3 separate regions of the Homo sapiens genome follow, and all the other regions are linked to region 2. The links are chromatin contacts, found by Hi-C or POLR2A ChIA-PET in ENCODE. All regions are on one chromosome and are shown on one strand. Each heading gives the region's core, a stretch centred on a gene start or an enhancer-like site at or near the end of the contact. The rest is flanking DNA. Distances are from core to core; before and after follow the strand shown. Region 1 overlaps FSTL4 (follistatin like 4). Region 2 overlaps LOC105379178 (a long non-coding RNA gene). Region 3 holds the start of CTB-49A3.2 (a long non-coding RNA gene).

The links. A loop is a pair of places that touch in the nucleus more often than their neighbours do. ChIA-PET counts read pairs that join two places held with the same protein, here RNA polymerase II (POLR2A). Pooled maps may share reads with other maps.
Region 1: a loop to region 2 is called in a pooled map, with 2.9 times the contacts of the local background. The contact joins two enhancer-like sites. A Hi-C loop is called at or near these places in 10 of 168 maps with a recorded cell type or tissue (CD4-positive, alpha-beta T cell, CD4-positive, alpha-beta memory T cell, CD8-positive, alpha-beta T cell and 4 more), 1 of 37 single-sample maps with no recorded cell type and 14 of 50 pooled maps. POLR2A ChIA-PET finds 5 or more read pairs at or near these places in 3 of 52 experiments (MCF 10A, WTC11 and activated CD4-positive, alpha-beta T cell).
Region 3: a loop to region 2 is called in a pooled map, with 4 times the contacts of the local background. The contact joins the promoter of CTB-49A3.2 here to the enhancer-like site in region 2. A Hi-C loop is called at or near these places in 7 of 168 maps with a recorded cell type or tissue (CD4-positive, alpha-beta T cell, CD4-positive, alpha-beta memory T cell, CD8-positive, alpha-beta T cell and 1 more), 3 of 37 single-sample maps with no recorded cell type and 12 of 50 pooled maps. POLR2A ChIA-PET finds 5 or more read pairs at or near these places in 1 of 52 experiments (naive thymus-derived CD8-positive, alpha-beta T cell).

The regions. Positions count from the first base shown.
Region 1 is chr5:133,224,284-133,227,014 of GRCh38, reverse strand. It overlaps FSTL4 (follistatin like 4), which reads left to right. Exons shown (of 16, transcript NM_015082.2): 9 at 1,196-1,357; 10 at 1,731-1,865. CTB-49A3.2 (a long non-coding RNA gene) reads right to left here. Exons shown (of 3, transcript XR_007058938.1): 3 at 975-2,731. Among named protein-coding and RNA genes, the nearest start is that of CTB-49A3.2, 18 kb to the right of the region's middle. Within about 2 kb of position 1,279, at least 4 of the 41 ENCODE cell types and tissues checked have a DNase peak (open chromatin) inside an H3K27ac peak, as active enhancers do.
Region 2 is chr5:133,109,870-133,112,818 of GRCh38, reverse strand. It overlaps LOC105379178 (a long non-coding RNA gene), which reads left to right. Exons shown (of 3, transcript XR_948792.2): 3 at 1,304-1,751. Among named protein-coding and RNA genes, the nearest start is that of HSPA4, 59 kb to the right of the region's middle. Within about 2 kb of position 1,443, at least 2 of the 41 ENCODE cell types and tissues checked have a DNase peak (open chromatin) inside an H3K27ac peak, as active enhancers do.
Region 3 is chr5:133,206,454-133,209,354 of GRCh38, reverse strand. It overlaps CTB-49A3.2 (a long non-coding RNA gene), which reads right to left and starts at 1,468. Exons shown (of 3, transcript XR_007058938.1): 1 at 1,427-1,468; 2 at 1,013-1,090. All of the region lies in intron 14 of FSTL4 (follistatin like 4), which reads left to right.

The DNA of each region.
Region 1 (2,731 bases), core at 30-2,529, 110 kb before region 2:
AATTATGAGCAGCCCCTGAGGAGCTGTGACAGGAGCTACAGAGTTCATTTCTCACAGGGAGGCCGTGGAGTTTTTCTTTTATCCTCTGCCCACCCCACATGCATCACAAAAATTCTACCCCACTCAGGTCCCGGGATCCACACCATTGCCTTTTGTACATAAGTACCAATTTGTTCTATGCTCTGGTTCCAAGAAAAATCTTCTCTATTCTAAAGTACTGGGATGCTTTCTTTAACTGAACAACAGGGAGTTCCAGATAACTCTAGGAAAATGTAGCTGTCCACTTCAAGAAGAATCCATCTCCCCCATCTCCAGGGACAGTGTGTTTAGTTTAGTTTAATATGCAGGTATGTTTACATCTCACAAATCTTTTTTGAAAGTGTGTAAAGTAAAAGTTATAGATAAGGAAGAACCCTCAATTCCACTAAAAATGATACTTATCTCCTGGACCCAGAGCTAGGGGTAAGAGGGAGGGTCCTCCAGACCCTCATTGCTTCTTCCAGGCCCCTCCCCACAGCCAGGCTGGGTAGGAAGGGCCAGAGCTCTGTGGAGGGTGCTGGAGCCTTGCCCACCCATGCTCGTCTGGTGAGTGGGCAGGCTCACACCCCCAACCCTGAACCTGACTGCCAGGGCCCATGGCTGAGTCACTCCAAGCTGAGGAGGGCACACCTGGCCTTTCACCCATGTTCCAGGGGTTGAGAAGTGGAGAAATGAGAATGGCCCACTGGAAAATGAATGAACTTCCCCAGAACAGAGGCCCTGCCAGTCAGTGCCATAAGTGCTTTCTGATACATTTCCTGCAAGAAATTAACCCCTATCCAATGGCTTTCTGATAACAGAAAGGGAATGTATCTAAATTTTATTCAGAAATAAATTTCAGTGGCTGCTGCTCTTTACATGTAGCAGCTGAACAGCATTAAATATTTGGATGGCCTTCTGATCGTATTTAGAATAATGATGAAAGCCATGAGTCATAGGGTACAAAGTCTGACATGTTTATTATCTGCAATCTATTTTATAGCCCTTTCTTTTAGAGCTTGCGTTGCTGGACAGGATTATTATAATTTGGTTAAACACAGAACTCCAGTCACCTACTTGGGTTCACCCCCTCTGGAGCAGGGTCTCAGGTTGGGCCACAGGCCCAAGTCCAGGTCAGGGCCGTCTCTTTCTCACCAGCACTGACTCTCACCCACAGTGCCGCCAGTCATCCGTGTCTATCCAGAGAGCCAGGCACAGGAGCCTGGAGTGGCAGCCAGCCTAAGATGCCATGCTGAGGGCATTCCCATGCCCAGAATCACTTGGCTGAAAAACGGCGTGGATGTCTCAACTCAGATGTCCAAACAGCTCTCCCTTTTAGGTAAGAACTGCCCTTGGTAGACGTCTATGCGATATTCCCATTCAAATCAAGCTGAGACTCCAGGAATGGAAACGAGAGGTATAATTTGTTTATAAGTCAGACAGGTTAGGAGTGAACAGATGGCTCCCAAATTTCCCTGTTATCTGGGCTCACACAGATCTTTTGGGGCTTTCTGACAGCAATGATGAGAAGCTGTCACTCAGGTCCAGCTCACCCTCAGTGCATTTCAGATGTGCCAGCCCTTCCTGGGCGTATAATCAGGGCTGCTGGCTGCCCAGGGGCTGGGCAGCCCTAACACTCTCAATGGCCCCATAAAGGAAAGTGAGTGGGTCTCCAGCTGAGCAGTCCACCCTGAGCACTGTCCTGTCTGCAGCCAATGGGAGCGAACTCCACATCAGCAGTGTTCGGTATGAAGACACAGGGGCATACACCTGCATTGCCAAAAATGAAGTGGGTGTGGATGAAGATATCTCCTCGCTCTTCATTGAAGACTCAGCTAGAAAGACCCGTAAGTCGACACGCGTTTATGCTTCTCACTGAGCTGGCTGGGAGGTGTTGGGTGGCAAGGGAGGGCACCAATTGACCAGGGCCACAGCTGCCAACCATGAGCCCGTGAAGACAGGGGTAAGCCTCATATCCCTCTTTGCATAAAGCTGGAATTGGAGGGCACCCAGAGGTGAGCAGGCCTTCCCTGGCAACCTAGACAACTCTGGAAACAGACAGGGAGATTCCCTGGACAGCAGACAGAGCCCAGGAACACAAGGAAACCCAAATAGTCGAGTCCCAGCTCTGCTTTTTACTTGCTGTATGCCCTGAACCTCTGCCCTTCATCCACGTGATGTCCCACAGTGGCCCAGAACCTGACCTGTGCACACATGCACACCATTGGGAGTGTGGTAGCCTTTACACTAGGGGTCCAGCCCATCGGTGTGCTAAGCGTGCTCTCCTCATAACCACTGCTCCCCAGGTAGGCCTGCAGGTGTGATTTCATAGACATGGGTGTTAATCATGGTCAAAGACTCCAGGCTAAGCCATTTTCATCAAAGTAGATAATCAGAAGTATTTCACGTGGTCATCTTAGGAGAATCCTAGTTGAAAGTCACTTCTCCTGCTGGTTGTCCAGGAAATCTGGGAGAGATGTTGCTTACTCTTGATCATCCATGAAATGTGAGAAATTCCATTAGCTTCTGTGGTCCTAGGGCATGATTTCAAAGATTCACTTAAGAATCAAAGGGTCTGGAGACCTGAAAGCATTTGTTCATGTCCAGAGCTTCCCCCAAGATACTGTTCCTAGGGCAATGAGTGGTATAGATTCTGTAAGTGATGGACTAGGTACCAGGATCTTCATAAATGGAATCACTGCAGTGACGGTTT
Region 2 (2,949 bases), core at 194-2,693:
TATGCCATGCATATTTGGCCTCTCCACCACAAGTTAGGCAAGGAAATAAAACTGGGCCTCAGGAGCCTCACACGGAGCCCAGGCATTCTGAAGCTCTTCCTCACTTTTCTACAGCAGATGTCCAGGATTCAGAGGCAAATCGCTGCTTTCTAGGAGTCTCTACCCACAGCTACAGAACTCCACCTTGAACAGGGGTCAGTGTGTTGTTCCTGCTCCTTGCTGAAGCTACTAATAGGATCACACGAGGCTGAGTCCATTGGACTGGCTCAAGTCAAAAGGAAAGAGGGACCTCCGTTCCTCCATCCAGGTGGGATGGATTCACGTGTCACCCCAGGGGCAGGAAGCAGCACTCCCTCCCCATCCGGGGACTATGACCATGTCACACGGGAGGGCGGTACATCTTTGGTTCTTAGGTTGACTTTCTACCTTGTTCCTCTGGAGCCTGGGCTCCTGGTGGGGTAAGGACAAGAAAGGCCAGGAGGCTATGGTAACTCGGACTACTTATGTCTGGGTCAGCTACTCTGCACTTTAAAGGGCAAGTTGCACACCTGTTGTGAGCAATACCTTTGTTCTTCCTGTCTTCAGTGCCTTCCGCATGCATCATCTCACATGCCGGACAGGCCTGGTGTTACCCCCGTTTTACAGGCGAAGGAACTGAGGCTCCTATAGGTTGTCTTTCTCAGTCAAAGCACAGTCCATGATAGGCATCTCCTGGGAACTTGATAGAAATGGACTCTTCGCCGGGCATGGTGGCTCACACCTGTAATCCCAGCCCTTTGGGAGGCCAAGGCAGGTGTATCACGAGGTCAGGAATTCAAGACCAGCCTGGCCAAGATGGTGAAACCCCATCCCTACTAAAACTACAAAAATTAGCCGGGCGTGGTGGCAGGCACCTGTAATCCCAGCTACTTGGTAGCCTGAGGCAGGAGAATCGCTTGAACCCGGGCAGCAGAGGTTGCAGTGAGCTGAGCTCGCGCCACTGCACTCCAGCCTGGGTGACAGAGTGAGACTCCATCAAAAAAAAAAAAGAAAGAAAGAAAAGAAAAAAAATGGACTCTTCAGCCCCACTCTGACCTGCTGAATCAGAATCTGCATTTTAGCAAGATCCCCAGGTATACTGAGAAGCACTGGGCTGGGATCTACCTGAGGTCTGGGAGCAGTCCAAGATTCTTCTTTTTAACAGTGATGTCATACTTTGGGTGGTAAGGACCTAAGAGATTAGTAGCAAAAGGCCTACTTTCTTGCTTGAGCCCCTGCTTGCTAGCTTGAGGACTCTGTTAAACCATACTTATTTTGCTTTTAGCTACCCAGAAGGAGAGGAGGTGGCCGTCTGTGTTCTCCAAACTTCTGGGACTCCTCAAGGAGTGAAGTCTGATCTACGCACGGAACCAACCACCACGGCAAAGGAAGAGCGATGGCGCCCCCATGTGGCAACACAAGCACTGCGATTTCACACAAGACCAAATCAGAATTGGCCGGAGGGGAACGTCAGATTCTTAGGGAGTGTTACTCCAACTAATGCTACACTCAGGGCGACTTCTTGGAAGGCAAAAGCCCCATAGTCTAGCCATACAACTTTCCAGAAAAGTAGCACTCTTCAAAACAGCTGGCATTAAAATTCTTGGCTCTGCCATCCACCCGTTCTGTGAGACTCTTTCCTCATCCCCAAAAATGGAAGGTCTGATGACTTCAAAAAGAGTTTTACCGTTTTTCCCCTCATTGAAAATAATAGAAAACAGTAAAATACTGCATTTCTGCCTTCAAGTATTCACTGAGCGCCTTCTCCATTCCCTGCTTCTTGCCGGGCTGCACGGAGGCAGCTGTAACCCAGGCAGAGTCCCTCCTTCAGTTGTGGGATGTAGAAGACAAGGACAGGACCAGTCACAGAGGAAAGACCTTCACTCATGCTGCGGCCTCCTTTACCACTGCATGGGCCCTTTCAACTTTCCTAACCCAGACAGCTCACCGGCTCCTCATGGCAGCCTTACACGGGTCCTACAAAGCTCCCCACTGGCACTCCTGAAAGGTACCCTATAACTGGAACCATCCTTTTGTGGAATATATACTGACCCAGCTCATCCTTAGAAATCCTTTGCTGGGATTTACATCCTGGAAGCTGGGCCACTGACTGGTCTTCCAAGACCATCTGTTTCCAGCTTTCTCTTCTGCAAGCATTAGCTGAGTCTAATTTAAATAATAGATATTTTAAAATACATTTTAAAGTTCATGTAGAAAAAAAAATGGGAGACCTCCAGTATGTGGTGAGTAAAGGTCTGCTTACTTGTGATAAAGTACTTGCAGTGCTTTCTCTCCCTCAACTGATCCAGGACTCCAAATCTAATAGTCCATCTCGCCCTTGAAGGATGTAAACCCAGACACACTAGTGAACAGGCCCGATAAAAACACAGCTTTCTGTAGTCTTTTCTGTGTTGTGTTTGAAGCTGGCGAATGCCACTTACGAAGGGAGAGTAAAGAGTCTCTACTCACCCTGTCCTAATGACGTGTGCTGAAACTGGAGGAATAAGGTCAGGATTAGCCTGGCACTTGCCCATGGATATTGAGCAAATCTGGAAAGCATTCTGTATTTTTTTAAATACTCTGAGGTCTTTCCTTCCCTGATCCTCCAGAAATTTACACCCTCCTTTATCTTTCCAGATGTGTTGCTTGTACCTCAACTTGGCCATTTTCCCTATTTGCCTCCTAGACTGATGCTTAAGAAGTCACCTCTTTAGTTTCTACACTTCTTGCAATATCTGCTCAAAATAGCAGTTCACAAAAACAGTGGCATTCCAGGTTAGAGGGTCATGGCCCAGGGCTGCCCCAGCCAAAGCCAAGTACATCCAAGGAATGTACTGGCAACTCCAAGATTCCCAATGGTCTCAAGTAAGTGGTGGGAACCATCCCCATTTACACACAGGACACTGCCCAACCTCCTTTCTCGCAGACTGA
Region 3 (2,901 bases), core at 219-2,718, 97 kb before region 2:
CCCTGTAGAACCCTCTGGAACCAAGACTGGCAAGAGGGCAGAAAGACCAGGGTCTGGAGAAGCTTCCTTCTAGGGACTGACCACCTACCTGCACCTCTGCATCACTCACAACTTCAGTTTCTATACTCTGAGGCCACTGTCACACTGGGGAAGCCACCAACCATTCTTGGGTCCAGTGAGGTGACAAAAAATAGTAATAACCTATCAGAGAGCCTGGACACCACAATAAAGGCCACTCAGAACAGAGTACCAGCCCAAAGAAATACAGCTGCCAGAAATACCAACAAAAAATAAGAAAGCACTTCAGAAAATTCAAGAGGAGGGGCCACTAGAAAAAGAACAAAAAAGATTTCCCAGTTTAAAACTGCAATAGATGAAAAATGTGAACAGGCACAGTGGCTCACGCCTGTAATCCCAGCACTTTGGGAGGCCAAGGTGGGCAGATCACCTGAGGTCAGGCATTTGAAACCAGCCTGGCCAACATAGTGAAACCCCGTCTCTACTAAAAATACCAAACTTAGCCAGACGTGATGGTGCACAGCTGTAGTCCCAGCTACTCAGGAGCAAGGAGAATCGCCTGAACCCTGGAGGCAGAGGTTGTAGTGAGCCACGATGGAACCACTGCACTCCAGCCTGGGCAGCAGAGCAAGACTCTGTCTCAAAAAACAAAAAAAGAAAAATGCATGGTTTCTACTGAGACCCAAAATAGTAGTCTGAAAGATAAAGAACAAGAAAAGCTCTCTCAAATCACAGAGCAAACCCATGAAGAGGTTGAGCCGTGAAGTGGGAAGAACAGAAGTTTAGAAAGAAAAGATAACTATTAGAACGGAGTCAAACATTAAATAAGTTTCCAATAAAATATTCAAGTTGAAGAAACTTAATCCTGTAGATTAAAAGGAATCTACAAGTCCAGGCTAAACTGATGAGAAATGACACATCTCTTCACTAGTGATAAAGTTCCAGCACTCCAAGTTTTAAGAAAAACTAATCAAATTGACAGTGGACTTCTCACCTGCAATAGGAGCTGGAAGACCGTGGTATCCCATCTACACGCTCCAAGGGTTCTATTCCCAAGCAAGACATCATTTACCTGTCAGGACAAAAGAAAGATATACGGGTACGCAGGAACTCAGGGAGCCCATCACTCATGGGCCACACCTAAGGAAAGATACTAGACAAACATCAGATGAGCCAGATTAGAGACATCAAGGTGGACAGAGATAGTGGCAAGTAATGAACCAGGAGAGGAAGATCTAAAATTAAAAGTAAAATGGATGAGGAGAGGCTATCTAGAAATGTACAATAAGTGCCAGGTGAGGACATTTGAATGAGGAGAGAGACAATGAAAGAAATTCTGATACCAAGCTGTAACTAAAGATAAATTGTTTCAGTAAAAAGAGTAGGAGCCAGGTGCAGTGGCTCTTACCTGCAATCCTAGCACTTTGGGAGGCTGAGGCAGGAGGATTACTTGAGCTCAGGAGTCGGAGACCAGCAGGAGCAACCTAGGAAAACCGCATCTCTACAAAAAATAAAATAAAAAAATTAGCCAGGTGTGCTGACGCACCTGTAGTCCTAGCTACTTGATAGGCTGAGACAGGAGAATCAATCACTTGAGCCTAGAAGGTGGAGGCTGCAGTGAGCCGAGATCATGCCACTGCACTCCAGCCTGGGTGACAGAGTGAGACCCTGTTTCAAAAAATAAACAAAAGTAGGGAGTATGCAGAAAGGGGGAGTAAAAATACTCAAAACTTCACTTTAAACCTCATTTTATTGGGATAAGAGAGGATACAGAGAATGTTGTTTGAAATTGGTAGTTGAGAAGTGAATATCTCGTATCAAATATGACTGAATTCCCCAATTAAAAGCAGAGATGAGCAGACTGGGTTTAAAAACTAGCAATAACTTTTTTCCAAGAAACACACATAAAGTGATAATAAAAGGTTGCCCTTAAAGGGGTGAGAATAGTGATGACAGGTGAACAAAAAAGCATGCATGCATGGTAGCGTCAGGCAATGTGGAATTTAGGGTTAAGAGCACTAAGCATGTTGAGAGACAGTAGGTGCTGAACAGCTGATCTATATCAAACAAACAACGTAACGAATACGTAAAACAAGAGTGATTAACATAGAAGAGCTTGATTTAAAATATACGAAGAGACAAGATGACAGGAAAATTGAATATAAACAAGAAGTTTGGTTTAATAAAAACATAGAAAGCCTTTCATCAGTCAAATAGAATTTTTTAGTATGTCTCCATATAAAAAAGTATATCACTAAAGAAACTTTAAATTTTTGTAAAAGTAGATGTTGTAGGCTATATTTTCTGATAATTAAGAAAACATTCCTGGATATATCTATTGGATCAAAGAGGAAATTAAAAGGAAAACTACCAATGGTCTCAAAAGCAAAGAAAAAGAGACTATTAATTATTTCATATCAAAATTTACAGGATACAGAGAAAGCTGTACCAAGGAATTCTTGGGTCTTAAAAGCCTGAAAAGGAAGTATTTAAGAAATTGAAAGAGAACAAAACTTGCAAGAAAGAATAGAGACTAAAATTAATAGAAAGCAAAACAAAAAAGATGAATCCTTCACAACCCCAATAAAGAAAAAAGCAAACAAAAATAGACAAAATGAGGAATGAGAAAGGGAATTTTATTCCAGATACAGGAGGATGAAAAGACTTGAAAAATAGGCCAGGCGCAGTGGTTCATGCCTATAATCCCAGCACTTTGGGAGGCCGAGGTGGATGAATCACCTGAGGTCAGGAGTTCAAGACCATCCTGGCCAACATGGTGAAACCCTGTCTCTACTAAAAATACAAAAATTAGCTGGGTGTGGTGGTGCACATCTGTAATCCCAGCGACTCAGGAGGCTGAGGCAGGAGAATCGCTTGAACCCA